Regions from separate parts of the Homo sapiens genome. Here all the other regions are linked to region 3. Evidence: read pairs that join two places in POLR2A ChIA-PET (ENCODE). Cell type or tissue: CD4-positive, alpha-beta T cell. All regions are shown on one strand.

What was found. Peaks named below come from ENCODE experiments on the same cell type or tissue, not always from the same donor. Only the 100,000 strongest peaks of a DNase experiment are listed, where the experiment ranks them.
Region 1: POLR2A ChIA-PET joins it to region 3 with 5 read pairs; 6 of 35 experiments call an interaction of 5 or more read pairs at or near these places.
Region 2: POLR2A ChIA-PET joins it to region 3 with 6 read pairs; 8 of 35 experiments call an interaction of 5 or more read pairs at or near these places.

Annotation. Positions count from the first base shown.
Region 1 is chr22:20,521,397-20,526,396 of GRCh38, forward strand. All of the region lies in intron 1 of MED15 (mediator complex subunit 15), which reads left to right. Among named protein-coding and RNA genes, the nearest start is that of MED15, 16 kb to the left of the region's middle. In CD4-positive, alpha-beta T cell, no CTCF peak of the experiment used is centred here; DNase peaks (open chromatin) are centred at 2,215 and 2,925; H3K27ac peaks cover 1,750 bases.
Region 2 is chr22:20,532,058-20,537,057 of GRCh38, forward strand. All of the region lies in intron 1 of MED15 (mediator complex subunit 15), which reads left to right. Among named protein-coding and RNA genes, the nearest start is that of MED15, 27 kb to the left of the region's middle. In CD4-positive, alpha-beta T cell, no CTCF peak of the experiment used is centred here; no DNase peak of the experiment used is centred here.
Region 3 is chr22:20,462,101-20,467,100 of GRCh38, forward strand. It overlaps KLHL22 (kelch like family member 22), which reads right to left. Exons shown (of 7, transcript NM_032775.4): 4 at 2,758-3,476. The region is part of intron 1 of LOC124905085 (a long non-coding RNA gene); the gene reads left to right. Among named protein-coding and RNA genes, the nearest start is that of SCARF2, 27 kb to the left of the region's middle. RefSeq lists an enhancer at 2,126-2,315. In CD4-positive, alpha-beta T cell, no CTCF peak of the experiment used is centred here; DNase peaks (open chromatin) are centred at 1,631 and 2,261; H3K4me3 peaks cover 510 bases; H3K27ac peaks cover 3,865 bases.

The DNA.
Region 1 (5,000 bases), 59 kb after region 3:
TGTGTTTTTGTTTTTTTTGAGACTGAGTCTCACTCTGTCGCCTAGGCTGGAGTACAGTGGCGTGATCTTGGCTCACTGCAAGCTCTGCCTCCCGGGTTCACACCATTCTCCTGAGTAGCTGGGACTACAGGCGCCCATCACCACACCCGGCTAATTTTTTTTTTTTTTTTGTATTTTTTTTAGTAGAGATGGGGTTTCACCATGTTAGCCAGGATGGTCTCCATCTCCTGACCCCGTGATCCCCCTACCTCGGCCTCCCAAAATGCTGGGATTACAGGCGTGAGCCACTGCGCCTGGCCTTATTTATTTATTTATTTATTTATTTATTTATTTATTTATGTATTTCTGAGACAGAGTCTTTCTCTGTTGCCTAGGCTGGAGTGTGGTGGCTCAATCTCACCTCACTGCAGCCTCTGCCTCCAGGGTTCACATGATTCTCCCACCTCGGCCTCCAGAGTAGCTGGGACTACAGGCGTGCACCACCATGCCTGGCTAATTTTTGTATTTTTAGTAGAGATGGGGTTTCGCCATGTTGGGCAGGCTGGTGTTGAACTCCTGACCTGACCTCAGGTGATCCACCCGCCTTGGCCTCCCAAAATACTGGGATTATAGGCGTGAGCCACCGTGACCAGCCTGTTCTTGTTTATGACGTGTTATTCCATGGAGGACTCTGTTCCAGATAACTCTTTTATTTTGTGCCTAATGAACTTTGGTGTTAGTTCCAGATGTTGGCTACATGAAGGCAACCCCAGGAATGGCTTTGGTCATGTCTTCTGGTAAATATATGCACTTAATTCTCTGGGCTGTGCACCTAGAAGTTAAATAAAGGACTGGGTCAGAGGATGTGTCTCTTAGCATGTTCTGCTGAACAGTGTTCCCAAGTGGTACCAGTTTACGTTCCCACCAGCAAAATGTGAGGGAGTTCCACTTGCTGGACATCCTTGCCAACACCTGGTATTGTCAAGGAACCTGTCTGTAACAGGCACTCTCGTTGATTTTGAATGCACGCTGAAATTTACTGGGTGCAGTGACAGTAGGAAGGGAAAGGATGATTAAAAAAAGAAAAAAGGAATGGAAAGGCTGATCTAGGAGGGAGGAAGCTCATAAGGAAATAAGTGGTAGGATTTGGTGATTCCATGTGTGAATGCTCGTATTCCGTGTGCATGCGTATATGAGCTTGCAGGAGAAAGGGAGGAGGGAGGCACTGGTATGCACTCCACCAGTTCTCCTGCCACAGCCTCTCTACTGATCTGAGGGCTGGGTGTAAGGTGATGATGTGGGGAGTGGGTGTGGGTGAAATTTCCAACAGTCAGTGGGAGATGGGGGAAGCAAACCTGGGAAGAGCAGCCTGCTGCAGGAGCAAGTGGGTGGGCCGTCCTGGAGGCTGGATGAAACCTGTCTGCCTAGGTGGGGATGGCAGAAGTGGCAGAGCAGAGAACTCCAGAGCAGGGCTGTGGTGGGCAGAGCAGATGTGAAGGAAGACTGTGGGATGAGAGGATGGGGCACGGTGGAGCCCCATCAGCCTCCAGTCACAGCAGCCCCGGTCCCGTCTCTCCCTCCTGTTTTGGTCAGTACCTTCAGGACTTGTGGGTGTAGTACTTCGTTCCATTCCGGATAACATTGTAGAAGACTGAAAAACAGGAAGGTGTTTTCCATACTCTCTCCAGAGCTGGCTGTTACTGACATATTGATATATTTCCACCAGTCTTGTGTGTGCTTATAGCTTGATATGTATGCATTTTAAATATGTAAATATATATACACATGTATTTTTAAAGTGAAACTAGGCTGAGACTGTGAGTTCAGTTTTGAGTTATAGGTTTCCCATGGCTTAGGTTGTGTTCTCTCCCTGGATGGAGTCTGGCTGGGACCTGCATGCTCACAGCCCAGGTTCACATGAGGTGTGGATCATGCACAATCATCCCACGGGCTTGAGATAAGCATTTGACTTCCTTTTTTTTTAAAAAAAAAGTTCATTATGGACTTTTTCAAGTGTTCCCAGAAGTAGAGATAATAGAAAAGTGGTCTCCCAACTACTTTGAGAGTTAGCAACATATGGCCAGTGTTGCTTCACCCACCCTTCCTCATCACCTCCTGGACTATTTTAAATCACATCCCAGACACCAGATGATTTCAACTGTGAGTACTTGAGTGCAGATCTCTAAAAGATCGAGCTTCCCCACCCCCACCAAATACCACAGAGCCATGTGAGATCAGCATTTGGGTTGGCAGATCTCCTCCTTGCCACATGCTTGCCTGGTGGTGAATGGGACACTTTCAGGCGAGACCTAGGGGAGCCCCAGGCCAGCACCAGGACAGAGATCTCGAGGCCTTTCCAACTCTGCTGGTTCTTCAGAAGTCAAACCAACAGATTGGAGTATGTGAAGGAAGCTCGTGTATTCTTCTGAACTAGCTTAGACAACAGTACACAGTTTGAAGGGCAGCAGCCTTTTCTGCAGGTTAGTTCTTTCAATGATCTTGTTTACTGGGAGTTGAGAGACCTTGAGGATAGAGGCAAGAAAGCGTCATCAAGCAGCCCAGAGGGGTGTACAGTGTTTGAAGTCTCCTGTATTGGTATGATTCGAGATTTTCATTCTGCAGGACCAAAATACCCATTCCTACATGTGGGTGGAGAGTTAAATTCTGAAGTATATATTTTTATCTTGTTAAAAAAACACTTTTATGTTTCTTTAAAAAGTAAAAGAACCAGAATGTAGAAGTTTCAGTAAAGGAAAAAGTTACAGTTTGTTTGGGATACAGTTTGACAAATGTGCTCCCAGCTGCCTGAGAGATAGAGAGGCCAGATGTTTGCTTTGGTTACATTGATGACTGAACAATCGGTATCTCATCATTTCCTGCCTTAGAGATGAAAGCACCTGGGCACTGGGGCAGTAAATTGGTTGCAGGATTGGAAGAAGTCCAAGGACAGTGTGGGATGCCACCCTGTAGCTGTCTAGAGACCTAGTGAAGGTCAGAAGGCTGGGTGAGAACAAGCCCTGCACTGATGGAGGACAGGGAAGGGGCTTTTCTGGCTGGGAGTGTGGTGAGGCATTTGAGCTGCAGCCAGAAGGCACCTCTCAGATTGGTGGGGCTTGGGGTGGGGGTGGGAGGAACTGCTTTGCCTGTGCCGTTGGCCTCACTCATCCTGAGGTCCCTTCAAACTCCATCCATACTCTGACTGTGGGGCCACTTGCAGAAGGAATATGTGGCAGGTTTTTTTTGTTTTGTTTTGTTTTTTGTTTTGAGACGGAGTCTAGCTCTGTCACCCAGGCTGGAGTGCAGTGGCACGATCTCGGCTGACTGCAACCTCCGCCTCCCGGGTTCAGGCGATTCTCCTGCCTCAGCTTTTGGAGTCGCTGGGCTTACAGGCGCCTGCCACCATGCCCAGCTAACTTTTGTAATTTTAGTAGAGACGGGATTTAGTAGAGACGGGATTTCGAACTCCTGACCTCGTGATCCGCCTGCCTTGGCCTCCCAAAGTCCTGGGATTATAAGTGTGAGCCACTGTTCCCTGGCCTGTGGCAATTTTTTGAGACGCTCCTGGGGGTCCAAATTGCTAATAGAGGAGAAACTTACTGTCCCTGTGTTGACTGAGACAGGAAGGTTTAGATAGGTGAAAGTGGTCTGGGCGCAGTTGCTCACACCTATAATCCAGCACTTTGGGAGGCCAAGGTGGGAGAATCGCTTGATGCCAGGAGTTCAAGACTAGCTTGGGCAACATAGTGAGATCCTGTCTCTATAAAAAATAATTTTAAAAAATTAGCTAGGCCTGTAGTCCCAGCTACTCGGGAGACTGAGGAGGGAGGATTGCTTGAGCCTAGGAGTCGGAGGCTGCAGTGAGCTGATTGCGCCACCATACTCCACCCTGGGCAACACAGAGAGCCTGTCTCAAAAACAAAAGAAAGGTGAACATGAGTTTTTTTGTTTTTTTTTTGACATAGTTTTGCCCTGTCCCACAGGCGTGGGCCACCACGCCCAGCTAATTTTTGTATTTTTAGTGGAGATGGGGTTTCGCCATGTTGGCCAGGCTGGTCTTGAACTCCTGGCCTCTCAAGTGATCCACCCACCTCGGTCTCCCAAAGTTTTGGGATTACAGACATGAGCCATTGAGCCTGGCCAAACATGACCTTTCTCTTTTTTTTTTTTTTTTTTTTTTTGAGACGGAGTTTCACTCTTGTTGCCCAGGCTGGAGTACAGTGGCACGATCTCAGCTCACTGCAAACTCCACCTCCCGGGTTCAAGTGATTCTCCTGCCTCAGCCTCCTGAGTAGCAGAGATTACAGGCATGCACCACCACGCCTGGCTAATTTTGTATTTTTAGTAGAGACGGGGTTTCTCCATGTTGGTCAGGGTGGTCTCAAACTCCCCACCTCAGGTGATCCACCTATCTCAGCCTCCCGAAGTGTTGGGATTACAGGTGTGAGCCCCTGCACCCGGCCACGTGACCCTTCTTAATAGCTATTGTTCGCTGAGTATTTCTCTACGACACTCTTTATGTGCATTTTGTCATTTAATTTTAATTTTAATTTTCTTTTTTTTTTTGAGACAGGGTCTTACTCTTTCACCCAGGCTGTAGTGTAGTGGCACGATTTTGGCTCGCTGCAGCTTCCGCCTCCTGGGCTCAAGAAATCCTCCCACCTCAGCCCCCGAGTTTCTGGGACTACAGGCATGCACCACTATGACTGGCTAAGTTTTTGTATTTTTTGTAGAGATGGGGTTTCACTATATTGCCCAGGCCAATCTTGAATCTTGAATTCCTGGGCTCAAGCATGAGCCACCACACTCGGCCTCATTTAATTTTTAATTACTTTAAATTTTATCAACATAATATATCACATAAACTGTAAAAAGACAAGAAACTACTGTGGTTCCCATTCTGCCAGTTCTCCCCAGAGGTAGCAACTGCCTTTACATCTGAGCTTTCTTCCGGCATATACCTCTGATTCTAGGTAATAGGCACATGCTGCTTTTGCAACTTGGCGTTTTACAAATTATGTTGG
Region 2 (5,000 bases), 70 kb after region 3:
AAGCAAGCAGGGGCCTGGGTTGCTTCCCACACTCAGTGGCAGTTGCTCACTGGCAGTCATGTGACCTGGGGAGCTGGCGAGGGCGTGGGGGTAGGAATGGGAACGGGAGACAGAGGCCCTTTGGGAGGAATTGCCACAGATGCAGTGGGAGTTGGGGCAAAGATTTGAACTTTGGAGAATTAAAGGTGGCAGTCAGAAAGTGAAGGGAGTTCCCAAGTTTCTGGGATGGGCACTTGGTGCTGGGAGATGAAGACACGAAGAGCTTTTCTTGATGTATCCCTGCTGGCTGCTCAGGCAGGGTCGGGCAATGCCATTAAGACACACTGTGTTCTGGGAACAGTTCTGGACAGTAAGGACATCCTCAGACCCCTTAGTGGGGGAGCTCCAAGGGCCTGTAATGATGAATCGGTCCCCTGGGAGGCTTCAGTCTAAGCTAGATACCAGTTGAACCCTGACTGAGTACACAGACATAGCTATGGCAACCAGCTAGACCATGGCCAAAGGCAGAGCATTGGAGCCCAGTTCACAGCAAGGGACTGTGTGCTCTGAGCCGGTAACAGTCCTTGTGTTCAGAGGTCTGGCTGGTCGCAACCAGGGAGTGGCCCCCAGCCCCCTTCCTCAGCTAGAGCGAGCACCACCCAGGCAGCCTTGGGTTCTTTGGTGGCCGCCTCATAGGCCTGTACTGTTTGTGAACCTGTTGCTTATGTTGGACAGGACTGTGGCAGGACAGCCATCAAGGGTCTTCCCTTGTGAGCTGACACCAGTCTGCTCTTTGTCCTCCTCTGGCTGGACAGGCCCTCGTCTTCCCGGCTTGCTTGTGTGGGGGAAGAGCTCACTGTGACATGTGGGTTCTCTGTTCTTTGTCTCAGGCTGTGCTCCTTACTCCATGTTGGGGGCTGTCTCCTTGTGTGATAGTTTCCTTTCATTTCGTGACAGTGGCTCGAAGGGTTTTGTTTTCAGGAGACAGAGACTGAGGAGTAGCCATTCGGGTCTGGCTGCTCAGGAAGGCATGCTGGGGATGGCAGCAGAGCCCAGCTCAGGGAGATCAGAAGGGGGCTTTGGGAGCAGCCAGTGCTGTTCTGAAGGTGGGCCTGGGTCCTGCCTGCAGCCTCCCGCAGCGGGTGTGTTAGGTCTAAGGGAGGAAGGAAGGGGACTTGACCTCAGCAGGAGTGTGAAATGGGTACCCTCCTGGAGTCAATGTCCAGGCAGGGGATGCCTCTGAAAAGCGCCAGGCCAGCTGGAGAGGAAAGGGCAGGCATCTGCAGGGAAGTGTGGGGGATTAGCTGCAGAGTTCCTGGGTTCTTTTTCGCTTTGTCTCTATTTTGTGACACTTGATCTTCAAACTAGAAACAGGAGCAAAGACATTTTCAAAAATACAGTTGTCAGAACTGCAAAACCACACAGGGTCTGTTACTGGCCACCAAACCTGCTGGGCCTCCCTGGGTGGATGCTGTGGGAGAGATGTGGGAGTGACATGGCACAGTGCTGCTGTTCTGAGCGGTAGCCTTGCTGGAGGAGCGCCTTGCCGGAGGAGCACCTTGCTCCTTGGCCCCACTCTGACCCTCCGAAGCTCATGTGGAACTGGACATTTACCCCAACTCGGTTTCCTGGTGTTGGCCTGTCAAGACTTGCCTGTTTCTGGCCTCCAGCTTGGTCCATGCTCCTCAGGCTCTGAGTAGCTGACGGTGCCCACAGTGTCCATGTCATCTGTGACATTACCCAGGACAGGACAGGGCCCGTCTGCCAGTACATCCCCTGGTGTATGGTGCCACCTTGCCTTCAGCTCACCAAGCATATTTCTTCAACCTGGTCATCCCACCACCTCAGAGCTATTGCACTAAGCTGTGTTTCTAGATCTTGTCTCTCTGACTGTGCCAGGTGTCTCTGCTGCACCAAGACAGTGTCTGTCTGGGGCCTGCCAGTCTGCTGACACTCTCAAAAACGGCCAGTAGCAGCTCAAAAGGACTGCTTTTGTATCAAAGCCTGGCTTTGCTCTCTGATCGCTGCTGGTGGGCACAGAGCCCATCTGTGTAACTGGTTGTCACTCCCCAGACTCTTCTGCACCCTTCTTCCTCTCTGACTCCTGGCCACATCTGCCACCCACAGCCTCCCCACTCCTTACACAGCCAGCCTCCAGGCCGTCCTGCTTGGCCTGCAAATGCTCCCCTGCTGTTTCTACTGCTCTTCCCTGAGTCTCCCTATTGGTCCCAGTGCTTTGGGAGGCCAAGGTGGAGGATCACTTAAGGCCAGGAGTTTGAGACCAGCCTGGGCAACAAAGCAAGACCCTGTCTCTACAAAAAAAGTAAAAAATAAAAAAATTAGCCAGGCGTGGTGGCGCATGCCTGTAGTCCCAGCTATTTGGGAGGCTGAGGTGAGAGGATACTTGAGCCCAGGAGTTTGAAGCTGCAGTGAGCTGTGTTTGCCCCACTGCGCTGCACCTGTGAGAGAGTGAGACATTGTCTCAAAAAACAAAAGAAGAAAAAGAAAAAAGGAAGGTGGGAAGAACAAGTATGCCTTTGAAGGGCATACCTGCCTTGAGGGGCACAGATGAGGCAACCTTCAGAAAACAGGCCTGTGCAGCCACTTCTATCAGAAATGCTCACTGACTTCTTGGGGCCTAGCAGCTATCGTCTCAGCCTCTGGGTGTGGAGACCCTGCCCCATGCTAACCTGAGAGCATGAGTACAGGGTCCTCCCAGCCCACCCATGCCTCGCTTCCCCAGGACTCTGACCCAGTGCCGCGCGTGAGTTGGTTGTCATTATCCTCCTGGATTGTTAACTCTCTCATCTTTTGTGGCCCTGGTGACCTTTCTTACTTGTCTGTTCCACACCTGGATGCCTTGTGAGCAGAAACCCCTTGCTGCCTCCTCGCCTCCCTTCAGGCTTCAGGAAGCAGACAGGGAGGTAGGAACTCCAAGAGTGCAGGAGTCTCATTCTGTCGCCCAGGCTGGAGTGCAGTAGTGCCATCTTGGCTCACTGCAACCTCTGCCTCCAGGGTTCAAGCGATTCTCCTGCCTCAGCCTCCCGAGTAGCTGGGACCACAGGTGCCTGCCACCACACCCGACTAATTTTTGTATTTTTAGTGGAGACAGGGTTTCACCACGTTAGCCAGGCTGGTCTCAAACTCCTGACCTCAGGTGATCCACCTGCCTCGGCCTCCCAAAGTGCTGGGATTACAGACCTGAGCCATCGTGCCCAGCCCAAGAGTGCTTTTTGAATCTAGCAGGGTGGTAGGTCAATGTCATTTTGTTTTTCTTTTTACATTAAGACAGATGTATGCACCTCTCAGCATTAAACCTCCTTTCTGTGATGTCTTTAAGAATCACAGTCATATTGCTGTAGCCCCGTCTGTACATTCCTTCAGTTTCCTGAGGTTGGCTGGTTGCTGTTTGGAGTGGTCAGAATGCTTTCTAGCACGAGCTGGACTGGGCCTATTCAATTCACTCAGAGGCAAGGCCCCAGAGCCCTGACATGTTTGCTTGTTTCTTTTTTCTTTTGCTTTCTTTCTTTTTTTTTTTTTTGAGACGGAGTCTCGCACTGTTGCCCAGGCTGAAGTGCAGTGGCGCAATCTCCGCTCACTGCCAGCTCCGCCTCCCGGGTTCATGCCATTCTCCTGCCTCAGCCTCCCGAGTAGCTGGGACTACAGGCGCCTGCCACCATGCCCAGCTAATTTTTTGTATTTTTAGTAGAGACAGGGTTTCACTGTGTTAGCCAGGATGGTCGTGCTCGCCTGACCTCGTGATCTGCCCGCCTTGGCCTCCCAAAGTGCTGGGACTACAGGCGTGAGCCACCGTGCTCAGCCTGCTTCTTTCTTTCTTTTTTTTTTTTTTTTTTTTTTTGAGATGGAGTTTCGCTCTGTCACCCAGGCTGGAGTGCAGTGGCGCAATCTCGGCTCACTGCAACCTCCACCTCCCGGTTCAAGCGATTCTCCTGCCTCAGCCTCCTTTGTAGCTGAGATTACAGGCATGCGCAACCACACCCTGCTAATTTTGTATTTTTAGTAGAGACAGGGTTTCACCATGTTGGTCAGGTTGGTCTTGAACTCCTGACCTCAGATGATCCACCCGCCTCGGCCTCCCAAAGTGTTGGGATTACAGGCGTGTGGCACTGCACCTGGCCACTTGTTTCTTTATCAGCAAGCCCAGGGTGGGAGGCCAGGCAAGGAAGAGACCCATCCCACTGGCAAGAAGGCAGGCAGTGAGCACACCAGAGCAGTCCACCCCTGGGAGCCACAGGCCAGGCCTTTCTAACAGATTCACACTTGTTTTTGTCTTTCTGTGTGTGAGTGTGGGAGGTGGGGGTGGGGGTGGGTGGGGCAGCATGTGCTGCATTCGAGGGGTCTCCACCTTAACTGATGTACATGGCTCTTTATCCCCGTGGAGCAGCAGTGTGATGAAAAACTCTTCATAGGATTCTATCTCTTAGTACAAAATTGTTGGTAAATGGGTTTTTAAAGATATTTTTCACATTTATGTGGTCTTTCTCTTCTTGTCTCTAGCTAGAAGTGAAGTTGGAGCTTGTCTCTTTGATCCCACATATAGGACCTGCATTGTCCCACATAGGGACAGACCCTTGCCTTGGGAGGGACTGAGAGATGACTTCATGTGGCCCCTTCATTTTATAGGAGTAATCGAGTCTAGAACCAGGGTGCTACCATCTGGCAGAGTTCATGGGGAACGCAGGCCACTCAGAGAGCAGGAAATAGAGGCCAGCTGGCCACCCAGTAGTCTAATGCGTACTTCCTTGATCCTGAACTGGTTGTGAGCCATCCCTAGGGGCAACCCCTCCCCCGCCCCGTCCCTTCATGCCAGGGCTCTCTCTTTGCTTCATGGCGACCACCTTTCCTGTCCCTTTTTTCTGATCACCCTGCTCAGTGGCCTGTCATTGCTCTCTGTTGAGTGCCCCTTCCCATATGCCTCTCCTGGACCTCAGCCAGGCTGGTGTGCTGGCGATAGCACCTTGTCACCAGGGGCAGCTGCTATGCAGGGCCTGTTGGCCAGG
Region 3 (5,000 bases):
AAACAAAAAAACAAAAAAACAAAAAAATTAGCTGGGCGTGGTGGTCGGCGCCTGTAATCCCAGCTATTCAGGAGGCTGAGGCAGGAGAATGGCTTGAACCCGGGAGGCAGAGGTTGCAGTGAGCCGAGATCGTGCCACTGCACTCCAGCCTGGGCGACAGAACGAGACTCTGTCTCAAAAAAAAAAAAAAAAAAATTAAATTTACTTTAAAATATTAGCAGCCATGAAATGCCGAAGGAAAAATTACATTATTATTTAAAAAATTTTTTTTAGAGACAGGGTCTCACTCTGTTGCCCAGGCTACAGTACAGGGGCATGATCATAGTTCACCGAAGTCTAAAACTCCTGGACTCAAGCGATCCTCCTGCCTCAGCCTTCCAAGTAGCCAGGGCTGCAAGCACGTACCATCAGGCCCAGCTAATTTTTTTTTTTTTTTTTTGGTAGAGACGAGGTCTCGCTTTGTTGCCCAGGCTGATCTTGAACTCCTGGGCTCAAAAGATCCTGCTGCCTCAGCATCCCAAAGTGCTGGGATTATTGACATGATCTGCACATAGCCTAAATTATTATTTTAAGTAGGGTCAGGGCACATAGCAACATGTAACCAGCTACTACTAGGTATACCATGTAGTTGGTGTTCAGTAATCCACAGGGCTATGGCTATGGGAAAGGTACAAGGAATGATGCAGATAATATAGATGCAAAGAAAGAAGGAATGAAAGAGAAAAAGTAGTATATTGGAGACAAACACCATTTGCTCCAAGAGAGGAAAGGTTTTTAAATATGCGGTTTCTGCACCAATGCTTTAAGATATAACCTGGTAAGTAATAACTCCTCAAAATGCAAAGCCTAATTTACTGCAAAATCTTGTTTCCTTATATTCTAAAAGCCTATAGCTTTTAGAATTCACCAGTTCTAAGGCTGATGAAATGAGAAAGCAGAGAAAGAACCAAATCTTAGAATATTCAAATTAAGGATTCATCTGGAAGTTTTGAGTCCACTGGAAGGTTAATGATGCCTTCATTCTGGAGAGATGATACATCCCTGGGTTAACCAGTAGGGCTGTGGTCCTTCCTGCCACCTCCACTCTGTGGATACCTACTCTCTCAAGGCAGGTCTTGCCGACCCCACTTGCCATTGTGATCCTACTCTCAGACAGGAGTTTGGGACTGGTTATTGGTTACAGGGTCTAATATTAGCATTACCCAGAGTTCAGCTTTGGTCTCACACCCCTTCACAAGGGGAAATTCAGACTCCTACTTTAAGTGAAAGTGAGATCAATGGCCCATAGCAGGTGGACAGAGGACAGGGGCAGGCAGAATCCCAAGCTGTCACCCCCCTAGGGACAGCTCTGTGGAAACATCCAGCATTACTGCCAAGCACACAGCTGTCTCTACCTTCTGCTAAGGGCCAGAAGCCAAAACACTCTGGAGAGATTGGCTTTGCAGGTCTGTAGGTTACTCTCAGCAGGGTGGTCTGGCCTTGGCCCCCCAACTGGGAAACCGAGCCCCCTAAAAAAGAAGGTTTAAGGTTTGGCCAAAGGGAAGTCTAAACCTAGTGTGGCCACACCCACTGGGGGCACAACTTTGTTTAGAGAGGAAATGAAGGTAGCTGTTTCCTTTTTTCTGAAACCTGCCCTTCCTCATATTTAACCACAATGTGTTATTGCCAACCTCTGAGTCTCATCAGCTTAACAAAGGAGATCACTTCCTGGGGCCAGCAGTAGAGAGGTCGCTGAGAAATGGCCTTCTCCTCCTTGGCCAGGATCACTATGCTTGATTCCAAGTGGCATGGCCAGGCCAGGCCCTACCCCACCCTGACCCCAGAAAATAGAAACATGAACATGAACTCAGTCAGCATCTAGCTCATGGCTGCTGGAAATAGTTGGCAATCTCTCTCTCTCCAACACAGCTCCATCTTTCAGCATGAAGGGTAGGGAGATTTCTCACATGCACCAAGGTAAGGTGGAGGGGTCCCTGGAAATCTAATGGTAGCTGAGTCTTGTGGGCCTGAACCACTGTCCCTTGCTCTGCCCAGAAATGGATTTGTGAGATCACAGCCTAAGTGACTGATGGAGCCAGGCGCATCCTACGGACCACAGCAGTCCACAAAACTCTCTCTTGGGAAAACTGCCTCTTCCCAGGGGAAATTGTGCCAAGTGCGTGGCAGACTGCAGGGCAGAGCGGAAATGTAGCATGAGGCTCGGTGATGCTTGTTGGCCTTTACCACGCCCCTGGGCTGAAGACCGCATGCTGCTCAGGCACAGCAGCAGGAAGCCTGTTCCACCATTAGCAAGCAGGTAAGAGAGAAGAGCAAAGCTGACTGGTGAAGGGAAACTGAAACAACATGCATCAAAGCTCAGAGAGAGCATGATGGAGGGCGAGGCTGCTCAGCTGGCACTGCTCCTAGGTCCTCTCCATCCCAGTCCGACTGCCTTTCCTGCTGTGGGCTCCTCTCCCCTCCCGTCTCCTCCTGCACAATGCACTCGCAACCTAGCCTACCCCAAAGAGGCTGAGCAAGGGTCCAGGGTAAGTGGGTTTCTGAGGAGTAGGGGACATGCAGGAAAGAAGGCGATCCACATGTCCCCTTCTCTTATCTCACTGCTGTCCACCTTCTCTGAATTCACCTAGACTTCATTCCACAATGGCAAGTGATGCTCATGTGAAAGGCTGGGGGGAACCTGACCAGCTCTCTCAGCCCATGACTTCCACACCCTCTCATCACCTGAAGACAAAGGGACCAGCTAGCACCCTGTCCTACCTCCAGCATCGGGACTCTGCTCGAAATCCTTGGACATTGTTGTCCCCTCCAATCAAGTATACGAAGTTGTTGAGCACCGCGATGCCCTGGTTGGACATGCGGGGGGCCAGGGAGGCAGTGAAGTGCTTCCACTCTCCCAGTAAGGGGTTTAGATACTTGGCCTGGTCGCTGAGGACAGTGGACGGCGTGGAGTGAATGCCCCCGAAGCCCACAACGCACTGGAAGTCCGACCGCAGCTCCGTTTGCGGGCTCTGCAGGCTGGGCTGTAGGCTCTCGTTCCGGTGGTACATGAGGGCGCTGGCCACTGTGTCCCTCAAAGGGCTGGGGTCCAGCTTGTCATGCAGCCGCTGCAGGACCTCAGCTTCCATCAGCGGAAACCGCACTGTCTCAAGGAGCTTTGGGGGCTCGTGCAGCGAGATCTGGTCAGCCTGCACCTGCTCCAGGCTATAATGGTAGAGAAGGGCCCCCTCATATACCTCGGTCTCGCAGGAGACCTCCAGGCGATTGCTGCTGAGGAGGGAGTAGACCTTCTCCAATGGAAGCTGGCGGTACTTGTCAGTCCGAGAGAAGGCCACAAAGTTTTTGAGGATATAGGTGTCCAGTTGCTCAGTCAGGCGGCTCAAGTCAAACAGCTCTGCCAGCCGGTAGACATCGAGAATGTTCTCTTCGTCCACCCAGGACATGAGGAAATCACAGCAGAAATGGATAATTTCTGGGATCTGCAGAGAGAATGACACCCATTCAAGCCTGGGCTGGTGAACAGCATCTGGGGGTGGGAGAGAGAATGATGGCAGAAATACGGGCTGTTGTGGGCCAGGCAAAGCAGAAGGGAAGTCCTCCTTAATTGTCCCCGACCTTTTCTGACACACTGGAGACTGGGGCTTACTGCAGACTAGGTTTAAGTCCTGGTTTGGAAACATACTGGGTGACAGGATATACAGCATGTTTTTTTTTGGTTTTGTTTTGCTTTTCTTTGAGACAAAGTTTCGCTCTTGTTGCCCAGAATGGAGTGCAGTGGCAGAATCTCGGCTCACTAACACCTCCCCCTCCCGGGTTGAAATGATTCTCCTGCCTCAGCCTCCCGTACAGAATGTTTTTAACCTCTCTAAGCCTCAGTCTCCTCATCTATAAAACGGGGATCATTAAAGTGAAGAGGAACATGATGAAAATGAGAGAGCACATAGGAGTGGACCCTTGATATATGTCAGTTCCCTCTTAGATCAAAAGTACTGGCTCGGCCGGGTGCGGTGGCTCATGCCTATAATCCCAGCACTTTGGGAGGACAAGGTGGGTGTATCACGAGGTCAGGAGTTTGAGACCAGCCTGACCAACATGGTGAAACACCGTCTCTACTAGAAATACAAAAATTAGCTGGGCGTGGTGGCGCGCGCCTGTAATCCCAGCTACTCAGGAGGCTGAGGCAGGAGAATCGCTGGAACCCAGGAGGCGGAGGTTGCAGTGAGCCGAGATCGCGCCATTGCACTCCAACCTGGGTGACAGAGCGAGACTCCGTCTAAAAAAAAAAAAAAAAAAAAAAAAAGAAGTACTGGCTCTCCAGAAAAGCAGGAAGCAGCACAAATGGTCACTGTGTCATATATCTGTGGTTTGGAAAGGACCTAAGACCATCCCCATCCCTACCCTAGGATTCTCTGGAAGAGCCTGCCTCTCCAAAAGCGCTGGGACCAGAAACAAACCTGGCTTTTTCCCCCGCCAGAACATCCACCCTGGTTCCCTAGAAGTGCTCAGAGCCTCTCAGACACCTAACCAATACCCACCCAGGAACCTGATTTAGAATTATTTTTCTTTTTTCTTTTTAAAATTTGAGACAGGGTCTTGCTCTGTTGCCCAGGCTGCAGTGCCATGGCAAGATCATAGCTCACCGAAGTCTCAAGCTTCTGGGCTCAAGTGATCCCTGACTCAGGGTTCTTGAGGTTCCCAGCTGGGTCAAGACCCACTTGACTCCAGTAAGTGCAGGGGCTCCCAGGTGGCCATATCAACCCTTCCCAGCCATGGGGAAGCACTAGTGGTTTGAAAGGACGGCAAGAGAGAGAATGACACTGGAGGGAGGTGGGAACAAGGCCACAACCAGCAGGCTGTTAAAGGCCACCCTGTGAACAGACAACCAAATCTTGGGAGAATAGGAGACAAAGGGAAGGGCCCTAGGGAAAACTGCCTGGGAGAACAAACCAGGTGTTGATAAATTATTTAGGAAAGCAGGATTTTAGAGTTTCAGTGGGGCCCCC